Regions from separate parts of the Mus musculus genome. Here region 1 is linked to region 2. The links are chromatin loops, found by intact Hi-C in ENCODE. Cell type or tissue: left cerebral cortex. All regions are shown on one strand. Each heading gives the region's core, and the rest is flanking DNA. Links, peaks and the distances in the headings are about the cores only.

Region 1 (8,731 bases), core at 1,799-6,798, 110 kb after region 2:
CTGCAGTCACAGTGGTCCTACAAGACGGAAGGTATAGACAGGAGAATCCTTAAAAGCTCATGCGCCAGCTGGCCCGTCTACACGCTAGTGAGTGAGAGACTCTGTCTCAGGGACCCAACACCCAAGCTTGTCTTCTGATTTTGACAGCACCGTGGCATACCCATGCCTGCACTCGTGCACACAAACATACAAGGCCCATAGATTTTTTTTTTAAATGTCATTATGAAAACCATCACTGAGTGCAAAGAGTATATACTCATTTTAAAAGGAAACACTCCACTTTCCTCTTGCCTCTGCTGTAAGAAAGACAGCAGATTATAGAACTCACAGACATTAAAAGAATGCCACAAGCAAACCTACTTGGTGAAATCTGACAGCCTAAATGAAATGGCACAATTCTTCCCAGGCTGTGAACTACAAGAACACCTTGAAGAAGTGACCTGAGTAGACCTGGGGCTGTTTGTAAAAGTTGAATTTGTAGTTTCAGACTTGCTAAAAAAAAAAAAAGGAGTCTCTAGGCCTAGATGACCTTATAGCAAATTCTTTAGATTCTTAAGGGAAGAAAAAAAAAAATACCATTGTACTGGCTAGTTTTGTGTCAGCTTGACACAGCTGGGGTTATCACAGAGAAAGGAGCTTCAGTTGAGGAAATGCCTCCAAGAGATCAAACTCTAAGGCATTTTCTCAATTAGTGATCAAGGGGGAAAGGCCCCTTGTGGGTGGGACCATCTCTGGGCTGGTAGTCTTGGGTTTATAAGAGAGCAGGCTGAGCAAGCCAGGAGAGGCAAGCCAGTAAAGAACATCCCTCCATGGCCTCTGCATCAGCTCCTGCTCCCTGACCTGTTTGAGTTCCAGTCCTGACTTCCTTTGGTGATGAACAGTAGCATGGAAGTGTAAGCCGAATAAACCCTTTCCTCCCCAACTTGCTTCTTGGTCATGATGTTTGTGCAGGAATAGAAACCCTGACTAAGACAACCATCAATCTTACTGTCTCTTCCAGAAAAATCAAAGAGGAGAAAACACTATTCTGAGGCATGTAACACTTTGATACAGAAACTAGAAGAACAGTATTTCTCATGAGCCTAGACCTCAGAATCCCCAAGAAAATACCAGCAAACTGGGGCCAGCACTGTCAGGAAGAACAGTGCTATCCCCAAGAGCTTACCCCAGGAATCCAGAGCAGCTTCAGTGTTAACAAAGTAGCCAGTAAAATCAGACATCAGCCGTGCTGTTCTAGTCGGTAAACAGCGATTGAAACACACGTGAAGCACCACAGTAAATCTTCAGAGAATCTCCAGAGCTAGCACACTAGACCACGGCCCTTGTCTAGAATGTCTAGGAAACCGTCGTGAGTGGATGGTAGCAGCTCGCAGTGAGGAGGGCGTAGCCGCAAAAGGATAACGTGAGGTTTTTGGGATGATGGAACTGTTCCCTGCCATGATTGTGGTAGTTACATATATGTACACATATGTGAAAAGTCGTAAAACTACGCTTATAAAACTGTTGTTTTACCACAGGAAATGAAGATAATCATGGCCCCAGATGTAGCGCCAGAGAGCTATCATTGTGCCTCACACTGGGCTATGCTGGGCGACTGGATGCATGTCCTGACCAAGTCACTGGTCTGTTCCAGCTCAGTCCTGCCACATGAAAACGGGAATTCAGCAGTGCTGGATCTTCTAATTTTTTTCAAGAAAAGCCAGAGATATCAATTTTTGTAAGAAATGTAATTTTCGAAGCATTGCTTAGTCATTTTTAAATGCTATGTTGCCCAGCATAATTCTGAAAATTGGACATTAGATACCACAGATATAAGTAGAAAACTGTAGGCAACTTAGTACCAAGAAGACCCTGAGTCATTGCTAGAAGGCAGATGAGCATCCTTAACATGACTCTGTTGTGCATGGGAGACGCAGATGGTGTATTTATGCTGTATGTGGACGGTGTGGGCTTCAGAAGAGGGTGGTATATTTAGATGGTTGAGTGTGTTAGTTCCCTTATCCTGACAGATGAAAACTGTTTGCTTTGGAGAAAACTTTGGGAACATTTTTAAGACATTTTAAGGGAGGAATCTCCAGTTTAAAAAGCAAAATAGTTTGCATAACATGGGAAATCTGGTTGAGCATATAGCATGTGCTTAGCGTGCATGAGGACCCAGGTTCAGCTCCTAGCATGAGACAGGCAAGCAGACAGGGACAGGTACTGACTCACTAGCCACACTGGCAGAGATGAACAGAGTGAACATCACCAGGGAGGGGCTCAGTGAGATGGGCAGAGTGGGGATAGAGATGAGTGAGGGGTGTATGAGAGACAGAGCCAGAGAAGCAGGGGTGAGGGGTGGGGTGGGGTGGGAGGTGGGAGTCAAGCCCATGGGCAACCAACCAGTTACTGCTTCGTCTTTCTAATGCATCCAAAGTTAGATGTTTCTCCTTAGTCTGCATTGTTTCATTTACCTCAGCCTCTTCTGGTCCTTTGAGCTGAGTCTTTTGTGTTGTGCTCCAGGAAGCCATTCCTTGCCTCTTCCTAAGTGCAGCGTTCCCAGCGTTCCCAGATCACCCAGTGCACATTCTTACCTGAGCAGTAACGTTTGGGTTTCAGTTTATGTAAATCCCCACTGAAGATCCATCGCCCTCTGGACAGAGGATTTCAGCCATCGCTCCGTCCCAGGCAGTTAGCATAGAGCTGGTATCAGTAAACGGTGACGATGAGTTAGGCCAGCCCTAAGTCTGATTGCAAGATGCTGAGGAAAATTCAAGGTTTTTCTCTGAGCCTTTTTCCAGTGTCACAGCAGGCTTATGAGTTGGTCGATACTAAGTCTCCTTAGGGAAAAGCAACCCCACTGGCCAATCCACAAGTTCAAGTCCAGGGCAGGGATACCTTTATTCCCCATGCCTCTTATGCTTCTACAATGCAGCGGTGTCCTTAGCAAGTGATGCACAGTAAGAGAGCACCCTGACAGTTACATTTGGACAGCCAGGACTGTGGGGGGCATAATTCCATGGTCACAGCCACAGTATTCATCACACTGCATTCCTGGTGTTTGTCTTTGTAGGAAAGTTTTGATGAATGCATTTGAAGGATGCTGTATTTCTTGGTTCAAGGCCAGTGTTCTCAGTAAGATGTAGGTTTGATTTTTATGGGTTGGCAGTTTCTCCACACAAAATGTTCTATTGACCTTTTCAGAGATATCTGAAAAATTAAGTTTTCCCTTTTTTGTGTTGTGTCATTCATTAATTATCTGTGACTGGTTAAACCATTTCTCCTCTTTCTGTCATGAAAATTAAACTTTTCGGTAATGTTATTTTCTTACCTTCATACCTCTGAGGTATATTCTTTAATTTTGTTTCACTTCCTGTTATGTTTTTCTCAGTTGGCTTTTCAGGGGACTGAAGAACTCTTTTTTAGATTGTTTGTTTGTTTGTTTGTTTGTTTTTTCAAGACAGGGTTTCTCTGTGTAGCCCTGGCTGTCCTGGAACTCACTCTGTAGACCAGGCTGGCCTTGAACTCAGAAATCCACCTGCCTCTGCCTCCCAAGTGCTGGGATTAAAGGCGTGCACCACCACCACCAGGCCAGACAGGGAAGTCTTACAGTTAGTTACTGGAAGCTGAAGAAAATTTGTTTTGTTTCATTCTCTTTCAGGTCTCGCTTGCCCTGGAGCCTCTGTCAGAAACTTATGACAGCTACAAACCTCTTCCTGCCACTGAAGTGACAAAAAATGTGCTTTTATCTGAGCGAGAACTCAGAGAGAATACTGAATCCAGCAACACCCAGTCTATGATCCCGTCAAGGTCTTGTAGGGGACCTGCCATCAAAATTGATGGGAAAGAATTAGCAGGCCACAGCAGCAGGTCAACCACGCCAAGGTAATGATCTCAGTTCCGAGTCTCCATGCCTGCCACTCCCACGGTTCTCATGCTGTGTCACCTGTGGGAGACTGAGAAGCTGAAGATAGAAGCACAGCCACTCTCTCAGCAGATAGCTCTTAAGCTCCCACTGGCTGGATACCAGGAACCGGCACAGAGTGAACAAGACACGGCTCCTGGGACTCAGGGAGAATACATGCTTAGCGTGCCCCAATTACAGCAATCACAAAAGCACCATTTTAAAGGACTGCTCACAGTCCAGTAGAGAAGCCAATGTACACATGTGACTAAAAGGTTTGCTGATACTGCCTGTGAGGGGAAAGAGGGAAAGGGAATTACTTGTAAAGAAAGCATTTGCATTGTATCAGAGTCTATCTAGACACACACATACACATTCCCTTTCCCTGTGTGCTGTTGTCTAGTTTGTATCACTTAAGGAACAACCCACAACTGTGATCGAGATGTTTTTTAAATAAGGAAATTAAAAGCAAATACACAAAATCACACTGCAGAAGAAGCCACCTGTGCCAAAGCCCCGGCTTCAGTGCCCTCGCTGATCCCCCAGACTCTGCGGAGGTGTAGTATTCCCAAGGTGGGCTATAAGCTGCTGACATTGTTTCTTTCTAACAGGGGAAAGGACCACTTGTACTTTGCAGAGAACTCCGATGCAGTAAAGGGTTCTTTGTGTGGACTACAGCAGCACCTTAATCAAGGGACGAATGTAGAGACTATAACTCTGAGGGGCAAAGCCCCACAGAAGCAGCTGTCCCTCCTGAACAGCTCTGAGTTTCAGCCACAAATTAGTACAGTCGCCAAGAGTCACAGTGACTCATGCATCCTGTCTTCAAACACCCCCCCTGCAAAGGACCTTCTTTCAGGTATGTGTCTGTCACCTAAGACTACGCTGCATTTATTGGGGTTGCTCTGCTTGTTAGCCAGGCCACAAAGGGAAGCAAGACTTCCCTATGAACTAAATAGCCAAATAAAAGTGTGAGACTTGGTGTCATCCAGGGACTCGTGTGAAGGCAGCTCTACTAACCTGCTAAGTGATTACTGCTTGGTTGTTTTTACTTTAAATAAGAAATTGGCAGTGGTGCGTGTTTGTGGGCTGCAGTAAGATGTTTCGGGATGTGTATACAGTGGTAGCGATCATATCACCTGACACGAGTCACCTCAGGCATTTATCATCTGGGTTAGGAATGTTTCAAATGTCCTTTATGGTGCTAGTAAGGTGGCTCAGCTTCTTCCGCCAAGCCTTGCTGACCTGAGTTTGATCTCTGTGACCCACGTGAGTTAAAGAGAGACTTGACTCCTACAAGTTGTCCTCTGACTTCCACACGCGTTCTGGTGATATGCTCCTCCTACCCACTGCAGGTGCACATGCTTAGACACATAGGCACTGATGTAATTTTAAAAACAAAATGTTCTTTACCAACTATTTTGCTACATTCTTTTGTCAACTGCAGTTATCCTATGATGCTACAAAACACTAGATGTTACTCCCCATCACCTTGTGCCTGCTGGTTTTCCCCTCCCTACCCTCGAATGTATGATAACCTCTCCTGTATCATCTGATTAGGGATCAACTTTCAAACTTCCACAAATAAACGAGAAGATAGGACATTTGTCTTTCTATGCTTATGTCCCTTGAAGTCTTCCAGAGACTTGTTATTCACCCATGTGCACCTGATAATGTATAAATAGATCCTTACTTTATAAGTTTGGATATGAGAGTAGAGCTCTTCTTACAATTTTAGTCTTTATCTGTTCGCAGATGACTTAAGGCAACTAGGGTGGTACCAAGTTCATCTGCTGTTCTTCCTGAGGACATTCAGTGCTGCAGGTGATCTCACTGCTTAACACTGGAGTTCAATCCTATTGTAGTTTTGCAGTGCTGCAGAATACCACAGAAGCAGGAGAGAAATGAGTTGCTCCTGTGTGTGCTACTTTTCTCAGTACTGTGACCAAGTGACAGGAAGCTTGACTTTGGATTATGGTTTGAGAAAGAATATTATTGATCCTGACAGGGAAAGCATGAGCCAGCTGACTATACTGGGTCCTGTGTCAGGACATAGAGGACAGGAAGTGGGGCCTAGGCTAGAGAAGCTCAAGGCTGCCCTGGTGGTCCACTTTGTCCAGCAGGGTTCCATTGCCAAGCTCTACAACCTTGTAAAACAGTGCCCCCAGCTGGGGACCCAGAGTTGAAGCCCATGAGCAAGCCTGTGGAAGGCATGTTCATTGGAGCCCCGTAGAAAGCTCATGGGAGCAGCACATGGGACCTTGGGTCAGGGGATGGTGTGCAGCTAGCTACCTTTGTTATTTCTGTGACAGCAAGAGCACGGCAGGAATGTGTGTCACTCCCACTAATACAGTCCGAAGGAGATGTCTTATAAATAACAACTTAGATACATATTTTACATGATTAGGGACATGTGGTCTTATATTTTTACCGATGGGAATCTGGCCCATGGTCTTCTGCATATGTACACACTACCACTAGGTTATGATGTTTATATCTTTCATTTGAAGTGTCTTAGGAATCTGTTTTTTAAAGATATACTCTAGGGTTAGGGTTCAGTGGGTAAAGCACTTCCCATGAAAGCCGGGAGACCCAGGTTCAATTCCTGGAGCCCACATTAAGGTCGAAGGAGAGAACTAACTACTGAGGGTTTTCCTCTAACCTCTGCATGCACACATACACCACATACATACAAAATAATAAATGCATTATGTGTGTGTGTGTGTGTCTGTGTGGGTTTGTGTCTGTGTGTACACAAAGATTATAAGCCATTAATTTTAGTCTTTTAATTTAAAGTATCCATTTATAAGGAAAAAAATTATCCATTACACTTGGGTCATATTGTACCTGGACTCTTGTGTGGACTTAGGGACCAGACTTTGAAGAAGGCGTTTGTTTGTTCATTAGTTTCTATAGCAACTACAAAATGTTTGGCACTCTTTGTATGTCACAGATGTAGCAGTTTCCTTTAGAAAGACAAACTAAGCCGGGCAGTGGTGGCACATGCCTTTAATCCCAGCACTCAGAAGGCACAGGCAGGCGGATTTCTGAGTTCGAGGCCAGCCAGGTCTACAGAGTGAGCTCCAGGACAGCCAGGGCTACACAGAGAAACCCTGTCTTGAAAAAACAAAAACAAAAACAAAAAAACCCAAACAAACAAAAAAGACAAACTAGATAAATATATATGTTAGATGGTGGTAATAACAGTGGAGGCAAATTAAGCAAGGAAGATGACAGGAGAAGATACTAGTTTTGCAGAAGTTGGCAAAGTAAGGCCTCCTTAAGAAAATAGCAAAGTTGGGAGTGGTAGGTAGCACATGCCTTTAATCTCAGTACTCAGGAGGCAAAGGCAGTCAGATCTCTGTAAGCTCAAAGCCATCCTGATCTACAAAGCAAGTCCAGGACAGCCAAGGTTACGCAGCAGAGAAATCCTGTCTCAGAAAGAGAAGGGGAGGAGAGGAGGGAGGGAAGCGAACGATCTAAAGAGGATTGGAAGCACAGCTTAGTGGTAGGATGTCTGCCCTGCACATGTAAGGCCCCACAGACATCCCAGAGAAGAAAAGGGCATGGGAGTTCCTTCTGAGGAAGTTATCGTACAAGAGCTACCAAGAGGAATTAACCTGAAGGCAACAACAGCTCCCACTCACGAAGCATCACTAAGCGCATACTCTCCTTGCCAAGTATTTTAGATTCAGAATTTTATCAATAAAACCACATGTGTTAGAGATGATTAGCCTCACTTAAAATTCTCCTTTTACATGTATTTGTGCTCATGAGTGCAGGCACATGTATGCGATGGCACATGTGTGAAGGTGAGAAAATAACTTGTAAGAGTTGGTTCTGTCCTCCAACCGTATAGGTTTTGAGGCTCAAACTCAGAGTGATAGCACAGCAAGCACCCTTCTTGAAATGTCACAGTGGCAAATCTGAGAAATTAAATAGCAACTGTGAGACTCGGAAGCAGATAGAATATGCAGTGTGACCAACCTTAGATAAATGGGAGGGGTGATTTGGATCCAGCCTAGAAAAGAATGGATTAAAATTTCATCTCACTACTCAGAATAATGCACAAATTAAACTTGGAATGCATCGCTTCTATTTAATGTTTTTGACTGAAATTTCAGTAAGTGAGACCATAGACAAAAGGATGTTTGCAGTACAAATGTCATATGTGTGACTCGGGCAGGGTACTTATCCTCTCAGAGGGATATTGCGAGGTAGTGAGAGTGATACCTGCCTGGCACATGGCAAGGACTTGTAAGTGCCCTTTGCTATTGCTGCTACCTAAGGGATGGGGTGACTTCTACTTGTCAAAAAATCTGAAGCTGTGGGTTCATTTCAGTTTCTCATCATCCTGCTATGGGAACTTAACTGAGTCGTGGGCTTCATTTTAGCATTCTTGTTCATGAAAATACAAATTTAGACTAGATCATTACAGGTATGACTGCTTTCCACAAGTTTGGCTAACATAGTTGTCAGTGTTTCTTGGTAAGAATATTAAAACTCTTATAGATAAGAGAATAAGGTATCTGGTTATAAAAATGAATCATTGCCACCATTAAGCCCATTATGTACAGACAGCAGTTGGGAGACAACAACTCCCACAGTAAGATCAGTCTCTCTGGGAAAGGGTGTTTGTTTACTCCTTGGTGTAACATCTCTAAACACAAGGCAGACACCAAGCACACAGCGTTGTTAAGCGAACATCCTCAAGGAATTGCCAGACTAATGGGAGAACAGATGCAGAGGCCACTGCACAGTTGCCCTGAGGAGGACAAGTACTGGGTATTGAAGCCCTTCCTGCTGGAGTTCAGATGTTTGCATTTTCTGTTTTTCCTGTCTTCAGCT
Region 2 (8,731 bases), core at 2,486-7,485:
TGTTTATAGACTGTCATTTTCATTGTTGTGAGAATATTTGAGATGCACTATATGAAGTAACTTCAGTGTCTTTCAAAGCCCATTTCTGGTTGCTGGACACCACTAGATGGCGACACTGTGGGCTTTTACAATGATTTTTTTTTTTTTTTCCTGAATTTGTTCTAGAAACTGATGAGGAAACAGATATACCAACCAAAGTAATGAGCTGACCAAGGATTTTGTTGGGGGTTCTCTGTGCTCTGGGAAATAAGAGTACAAAAATTTGAGGAAATTTTTTTTTCACACTGTCCCTCAAAGAATTTTACCATAAGCTGAAAGGAGTTGAAGAGAGCTGGTTGTGATAACTCATATGTATAATCTCAGCCCTGGAGAGGCAGGAGAATTGGCTGTGAGTTAAAGGTCAGTTTAGGCTACATGGAGAGATCTAGACCAATAAGATAGATAGATAGATAGATAGATAGATAGATAGAGCAAGCAAGCTTAAAATAGAAGAGAATGGCACATTGTCTGCCTCTCACAAAGCATTTGTTTAGTACCAGGTAGAAACAAAATCAGTATTATTTTTAACTATTCAAAAAATGAGAACCTGTACATTAATTAAGAGGCCAAGACAAGGACAAAGTGACCAGAGTTTGCTTTCTAAATTTTCTATCAACAGAACCCTAAAGTAGAAGAATGTGAACAGGATGAGGAACGGGCCTTGAGAGCAAAACCCAAAGAAGCCGCACAGGGACATGAGAGCCCATGGGGGAGCCTCTAAGTCACGAGTAAATTCTCAGTTCTCTACAGTAAACTATAAAGATGAGCTTCAGTCATTAGGAGAGACGCACGGGGCGCTGGGGATGTCGCTCAGTGGAGAGTGCTTGCCTGACATGCCGAAGGTTCTAGGTACAACATCCCCAGAACCATTAGAAAATAAAAATAAAAGGAAACTATCAGAAAGGAACACAAGTTTACTACGTAATTCCTAAATTCCCAGCCCCACCCCCACCCCCGACCTGCAATTGCTGCTTTTTCCTGGAAGAACACATAATGATCTTATAATAAATACGCATTCTAGGATATTCTCTGTCTTCCTAACCTATACTTCCAAAGTGTTAATGCCAGATTAATTGGCCTGCAATATATGTTACCCTTGAGCCTTATAATATTGTCTGATGTATAAGGCAATTGATTTTGTTTAATTCACTGACACTCCTTAACCCACCTGTCAGCTGCCTGAGAGCAAAGATCATGGTTTATTATTTTTAATATCTTTTGCTTATTCAGTATCTCCTGTTATGCAGTATTTAACTGGTGGTAATAGTAAAGGAAAAAGCTTAAAAGATAATAAAACAGTAATTTTCCAATTCAATTTTAAAAATAGCATTACTGAAATATCCAGTAAGCAGTGTTTACTAAGCATGCACACCCTTTAAATACTCATTGTCTTAGGGATTCTATTGCTGTGATGAACACCATGACCAAAAGCAGCTTGGGAAGAAAGGGGTTTATTTCATTTTAGAGATTATACTCCATCAGTGGGGGGAGTCAGGGCAGGAACTCAGGTCAAGAACCGGGAGGCTGAAACTGAAGCAGAGGCCAGCCATGGAGGGGTGCTACTTCATGGCTTGTCTGCTTTCTGATAACACCCAGGACCACCCGCCCAGGGCTGGCACTACACAATAAAATGAACCCTCCCACATCAGTCATCAAGAAAATGTCCTACAAGCCAATCTGATGGGAGCATTTTCCTGACTGAGGTTTCCACCTCTAAAAGGACTAGCTTTTGTGTCAAGTTGATATAAACCTATGCAGCACGCTGTTTCTTTGACGAGTACAAAGCATCTTTCAACATGAAAAGTGTGTATGTATGTGTATATATACACACCCACATATGTAATTTTGCTCACAAAAAGGTTTTGGCCAGGAAGGCTAAGAATGTATCTTATATGGGTTTAATGTCACTGGTCTAGATGCCATTTTGAACCCAATAGCTCTACCTTTCAAGTGAGTCACATCTGATTTAATAGTGCTTAATGCATTTTGTCAAATATTAGGATTCATCATGTGTGTTATTGGAGACACTTAGACACAAAAGAGGGGTGAGTCTGCATCTGTATATGGTGAGACTATATTATAGATTACTATAAGCTCTTGGTGTACATTATTGAATATGACAAAACAGAATTAAGAATGTAATACTTTTCTAATAGTAGCTCAGAATTGTGCCCTTGTTTTAACAGTTTCTGTCAATATCTCATCTTTCCCTGTAAAGATAACAGGGTATATTGTCAGCCTGTGAGAATTTGCACTTTATGTATTTATGTGTGGATTTCTGTGGTTTTAACCAAATGAAACGTTCTCAGTAATAAACAGGCCTCCTCATAGGCATGAGTGTCTATGCACTTTTTATTGTTTCAGACACTATAGTTCATGAAGTTTGCTGTCCAAACTGAGGTTTTTAAAATGTGGGCATAACTTACCCTAGAGTTTGCTTGCAGCCTTAACTCATTTTGCTTCAGCGTTCTGTGGATTATTTCTTTGTTGGCTCATCTAGAAGAAGTCCCAGGGGTTGAGAACTCATATTAAAATAATAGCCTGAGGCTGCAAGGGAGACTGGTTTCCCGGTGGGGAGGAGATGAGAGCAGGTGAGGTGGAAGAGACTTCCGGTTTTCCACTCTTCCCATATATGAATGCCTCCCACTGGTGGACAAAATCTTTAGAATGTGTTTTGGTTTAGGATCCCAAATCCAGTCCGAACATTTCTCTCCATAGTTAGGAGAGAAGCCTTTGGGCAGTTCAGGGACCCACCAAGTACACAGTACACAGATCCCTTTAAACTCTGTGTGTGTGTGTGTGTGTGTGTGTGTGTGTGTGTCCGTGAACATTTCTGGAAGGTCAAAGCAAGTCATTGGATACCCTCTGTTGCTCTATTCTCTTGAGATAGTGTCTCACTGAGCCTAGAGCTGGTGGTTTGCAACACCCTTCTCACTACACTAGAGCCCAGTGATCAGACTGACCCCAGGGCTGTGGTGCAGGCATTCACATTTACAAACAGGCAAGCTTTCTGAAGTCCTCTGGGGTTTGTTGACTTTTCTTTTTCTTTCTTTTTTTAAAAATTTTAATTTTTTTTTGAGGCGGAGTTTCTCTGTGTAGACTCTGGAACTAGCCCTGCAGGCCAGCATTTAGGAAGATGAAGTAGAAGGATTGCCATGAATCTGGGTGGTAAAGTGAGACCCTGTGTCCAAAAGAAAACAAAACAAGAAACAAAGACATCTTTAAGTATTCAATATATTCACCATTTTCTCAAGTGTTTTCAATACTCTGTTAGAGCTGAAGATGTAGAACTAATGGACTTGGAAGTCTAACTGTACAAAAAGAAATGGATCTTTCTTATTTATTCATTCATTCATTGATTCATTCATTTGCTAAGCCAATAGCAAATTCTTGCCAAGGATGGTGGATGTGTATTGGCGTCTAAGTCCCACTAGGGGGCAGAGTGAGAATGTCTTTGGAAAGGCCCTATCTCCTTTGAAAGGAAATGTGGCTTGAGGTGTTGTTTTAATAAACTGGCTGTTCAGGTTCTAGAGACAGGTGCATCTGAGCCACCTGCAAGCCCAAAAGGCTGAGTTAATCCTGACAGTATTCACTTCCTTCTGAAGCAGTTCTTCAGCTTGGAATCATACTAAGAACTTTCCCAACTGACTTTCCTCCATATTAGCCTCTGGGAGCTAGAGTAGAGATTAGTGTTTCCTCTTTTAATATAAAGAAAAAAGAAGTCAGGAGTCAGTTCCCAGAAAGGCTCCTTGGATATAAAAGAGAGGCTACCCCAGAACTGATCATGAGCAACCTAAAGAAATGTGCTGGAGAGGTGGTTCAGCAGTTAAGAGCACTGGCCACTCTGCCAGCTGACCTACATTTAATTCCCAGCACCCACATGGCAGCTCACAATCACCTGTAAGTCCAGTTGCAGGGGATCTAAAGCCTCTTCTGGCCTCTATGGGCACTGAGTATGCGTGTAGTGCATAGACATACATTGCAGGCAAAAATACCCATCCACGTTAAAATAATAAAATTTCTGGTCCCAGAGATACGGCACTAGCCACTCTTTCAGAGGATCTGGGATCAATTCCCACACCCACATAGCAGCTTTCGATCTAACTCCACTGCCAAGGGATCTATGCCCTCTTCTGGCCTCCAAGGGCACCAGGTACCTATGTGGTAGACAGACATGCAGGCAGACAGAACACCCATACACACGTAATAAAATATAAATAATGCAGTGGAAAGAACATGGAAGTAAGCCTTGAAGACTCTGCCTATGTTCAGGCTTTGTTTTCCTGCGGCTGAGCCCTTTTCTCTCAACTGCAAAGTGCAATGCATATTTCGTAATGCTTCATTGTTAACTTTTTAGATTTATTTTTTCCACTTTATGTGTGTATGAATGCTTTGTTTGTGTGCATGTGTGTGCACTGCAAGGGTGCCTGGTACCCGCAGAGGCCAGAAAAGGGCATCAGACCCTCTGGAACTGGGCTTACACATTGGTTGTGAGCTGCCACGTGGGTGATGGAAATCAAAGCCAGGTCCTCTGCAAGAGCTGCAAGTGCTCTCAATGGCTGAGCCATCTCTCCAGCCCAGTGATGGTTAGAGTCACCATGGAAACAAAACTCACAGATCTGTAAGGGATTATCTAGATTAGGATAAATGAATCAGGAAGACCCATCTTAACTCTGGGTGGTACCATCCCATGGGCTGTGGTCCTGGACTAAACAAAAAGAAGAAAGGGAGCTGAGCCCAAGCAGTGGATAATGGAAGTATGGGAGCCTGGCCATGATGGACTGTGTGTATTCCCTGAAACTGTAAGCCAAACCCTCCCTTTCTAAATTGCTTTGTCACATATTTTTGTTGCACTAAATGAGACAGTTAACTAATATATATACTCCATGGATTCATTGTCAGGAAAAAAAAATGGAGGTAAGTATTATAAAAGGTTTAACAGAAGACTGAGATAGTGACTCTTTAAAGAAGAGAGAGGCAGATGGATCGCCCTGAATGCTTTTCTACTTAATTCTTTCCTTTTGAGTGCATGCCCCATTAGGCACACTCCATTAGGCAGTCCTGCCCGCCCAATGCTTATGATCTAGTAGCAGCAGACAGCTATTTCCCACAAAAAAGCAAGACACTATGAGAGTGATAAATTATTCTAATGGAAAAAATATAGGGTGTGTTTCTAATGGAAAATATGGGAACTTTAACTTAGCCTGCAGACAAAATGTCCCCAAGGAGATGACTCAAAGGATGAAAAGGAGGTAGTCAGAAATTACTCATGAGTCGGGAAAGAGCCTGACAGGAGCCAGAAATGACAAGACCAAAAGGCAGCACACTGAGAAGGAGGGAGGGAAGGAGGGGGGGAAGGAGGGAGGGAGGGGGCAGGGGAGGGGCACAGGATGAGCTCAGAGGAATGGCTGTTTTCAAAGATGCTGCTCCATTTTCCTGCCATCGTACTTATTTGAAAATCTTGATATTTTCCTCAATCCTTTTATTCTTATATTTTTTTCCTAAAAAAGTAACATTTCCCAAAAGCTAAAAATGCTTTTCATTTTTTGACCTTCAAAAATACAGGTTTAAAACATAAAGTCCAAACAAGAAACCACAGCAGCTTTCTAAACACCAAAAGGAACTTGAGACCTAAGAATGTTCAAAAACATCTTCCCTACTAAAGGAATTCAAAAGAATTTCTATGCTGTAGGATATTCTTTTAGGAAAGACGAAATGTACATTTTACCCTGTCTTGCCCACAGTGTGCAGATACAAAAACCTGGAGAAAATGCATGAGGCAGGAGCATTTGAGGACTCTGAACTCCTAATACTTGTATCCAGTTCTAGCAAATAAATGGCAGAGTGGGTTAACTGAAGCCCCAGGGGTGGGGGGACACAAGGAACTGGCAAGTGTCAGGACACAGTGGGGAAGGCCTCAAGAGTGAAATTCTGTAACTCCTAGGCCCAGTATTAATCAGTATGTTGTGGATTTGATGCTTAAGAGCATTGCATAGGCTTGAGTACTGAGACACAGAGTACACCACTGTCCACATCCCAAACTGCCCAATTGTGTGCACAACCTGAATGCATCTGAATGTCACTGCAGCTGAAGTAGTGTTGGTGTTGCAGTTGCAGAGGTAAGTCACATGGGACCCGAGACTACCTGGAATAATGGCGTGCCAGAGAGAAAGTAAAGAAGAGCCAGACACGTAGGACATAAAATTCCAACTGTCCAGTGTTCAATCCAAGAATTCTTAGCATACAAAGAGTAAAGAAAATCTCAATTAGCATAAAAAGGAAATAAAAGAGAAAAACAAAACAGAAAAGGCAGCCGATAAATGTTGATGACAACAAAGCACAAATGTTGAAGGTGTTGAAAACAATGTTAGACGATGCTCTAGGAAGCCCGGGTGAGCATGCTTGAAATGAAGAGAAAGCTGAGAAAGACAGAAGACAAGAGGACAAACCAAATAGAAATGCTAAGACTGATTGCAGAATTGAGGTGACAGAGGAGTTGGCATATTTAAACACAGATCCACAGAAAGTGTGTAATGTGAATGAGAGAAAAATCACTTTAAAAATAACCCGAGCCTCAAAGACCTGATAGGAAGTACCAGATTTCTGCATTCAAAAAATTCAAGACAATTCAGGAAAAAAAAAAAAAAGTAGGACCAGTTCTCAAATTTGATAAAAGTCACAACTTACAGAAGCAAGACATTTAAGTGACCTCTAAAAAGGACAAACTCAAAGAATTCGATGCCTAGCATTAAACTGCTGAAAGATAAAAGCAAAGGAAATATGACAGAAAACTCTTTGAAACTAGCTAGAGAGAACGTTACCAGAGTGACTGAAGGAGCTGGGCATTTTCCACAGAGGACAGAGAACGTTAAGGTGCCAGAAGGAAAGCAATGTGAACGTGAAATTTTATAGCCAGGGAGACAAGCCTCAGCAATAAAGCAATCCTAGAGGAAAGAACATTAAGAGACTCCATTGCCATGCAGCCTGCTCTAAAACAGTTGCTATGGAGACTGAATCAAGAACCAAAACATCTCCCAAAAGAAAGCTTAGAATTAACTGACTTTAATGGTGAATTCTTCAAGCTACTCAAAGAAGAACAAATTTCAATCCTTTCCAGATTCTTCTAAACTGTAGGAAAGGAGGGAACAATTCCCACTGTGATCTCTGAAATTAGTTTTACATTGATATAAAGACCAGACAAAAATAATTCGAGAAAACTATGGGCTACCTTCTCTTATAATAAAGATACAAAAATGTTACAACAAAATATCAACAAACAAAATCCAGCAACATATTAATGTGAATGTGCATTGTGACCTAAGAGGATTTACATTAGGCATTTGAGGTTGGTTTAACATACAATAATTTATGTAACACCCTATATGGACGTGGATGGGGAAAACTCAGCTCAGGCCTTCAGTAAGAGCAGTGTGTATGCACTCTTAGCTGCTGGCCTTCTCACCCGCCCAAGTTTCCTATTGCTTAGACAAGTTATCACAAACTCTGGGGCTTATAATAACCCAGATTTTTTTATCCTACTGCCTCAGAATTCAGAAGTCTGAACCGATGTATTAGACTTTTTCAGCACTGTGACCAGATATCTGACAGACACACTGTAACAGAGAAAAGATTTCTTTGACTCCTGGAGCCCATCATGAAAAGGAAGGTGTGTTGGCAGGTCTTGCCCCGTCTGGTGGCTAGCATATGTGGCCGGTGCTCACATCCAGCAGACAGAAACCTGATGGCTCTGGCCAGCAGTGAAGCCTTAGTGAACCTAGTGGAGTATGTAAGCCCTACTTCCCCAAAGCTCCATAGCTTGGTTTTTACCAAGTATTCAAGAGGATGAAACTGTGAGGTTCATTTCAAATTCAAACCGTAACGAATAGGTGTCACGAGATAAAATCAAGGTATTGGCAGATCTGTTCTTCCTGCAGACTAGGAAAGATCTGTCCCCCAGCCTTCTCAACCTTCTAGAAGCTACCTACAACCTGTTACTCACAGACCGTTTATCCATTTTCAAAGTCGCAACACAGCATCATCAAGTCTCTGATTTGGCTGTTATTGTCCTGTATCTTTCTTTGCCGTTTGTTTGTTTGTTTTTCGAGACAGGGTTTCTCTGCCTCCCAAGTGCTGGGATTAAAGGCGTGGGCCACCACCGCCCGGCTTTTTCTTTGCCTTTTTAAAAGGACCTTGGCAACTGCGTTGAGCTCACCAGGATAATCCAGGATGGCCTAAAGTCAAGATACTGTTAGAACTACACACATTGACTCTGTGAAGCTCTCTCCCCATCAAAGCATGCCAGGGGAAGCCCCTCTTTGGGGATGAGGTCCTCACCCATTGCACACAGCCTGTGGTTGCCCATTTTGTGTTTTTATGGTGGTTTACATTTCCATTTCCCTTTATGAGCAGCGGGCTGCATCTGCACCTACTATAGCACAGATGTTACTGAACACTTAAATGAATGAGTAAATGAATAAACATTGCTGGGCAAAAGGGATAGCGGGGTGAAAGAAACAAGCAGCCTAGTAGAATATAATGATGGTATTTTTGTGTGACTCTGTAGTGACTCGATCCTAGAGTTTCAGCTTCTGTAAGTCCTAGCCATCTTTCAAGATCACCTGAGGTCCTGTCCTCTGTGAAGACTTTACCCCTCTGCCCCAGCCACCTGCACTTCTGTCACCATGCTGTGTCA

What was found. Hi-C counts contacts between places; a loop is a spot of excess contacts. Peaks named below come from ENCODE experiments on the same cell type or tissue, not always from the same donor. Only the 100,000 strongest peaks of a DNase experiment are listed, where the experiment ranks them.
Region 1: it touches region 2 in a loop (9-fold over the local background); 12 of 42 quality-filtered maps call a loop at or near these places.

What each region holds. Positions count from the first base shown.
Region 1 is chr7:100,386,439-100,395,169 of GRCm38, forward strand. It overlaps C2cd3 (C2 calcium-dependent domain containing 3), which reads left to right. Exons shown (of 33, transcript NM_001017985.3): 4 at 3,641-3,864; 5 at 4,495-4,742; 6 at 8,730-8,731. Among named protein-coding and RNA genes, the nearest start is that of C2cd3, 19 kb to the left of the region's middle. In left cerebral cortex, for the core only: a CTCF peak has its summit at 6,054 (motif pointing left); DNase peaks (open chromatin) are centred at 1,922, 3,962 and 6,034; H3K27ac peaks cover 1,670 bases.
Region 2 is chr7:100,276,500-100,285,230 of GRCm38, forward strand. It overlaps Pgm2l1 (phosphoglucomutase 2-like 1), which reads left to right. Exons shown (of 14, transcript NM_027629.3): 14 at 1-2,373. Among named protein-coding and RNA genes, the nearest start is that of P4ha3, 4.7 kb to the right of the region's middle. In left cerebral cortex, for the core only: a CTCF peak has its summit at 3,460 (motif pointing right); DNase peaks (open chromatin) are centred at 3,483 and 6,972; H3K27ac peaks cover 1,055 bases.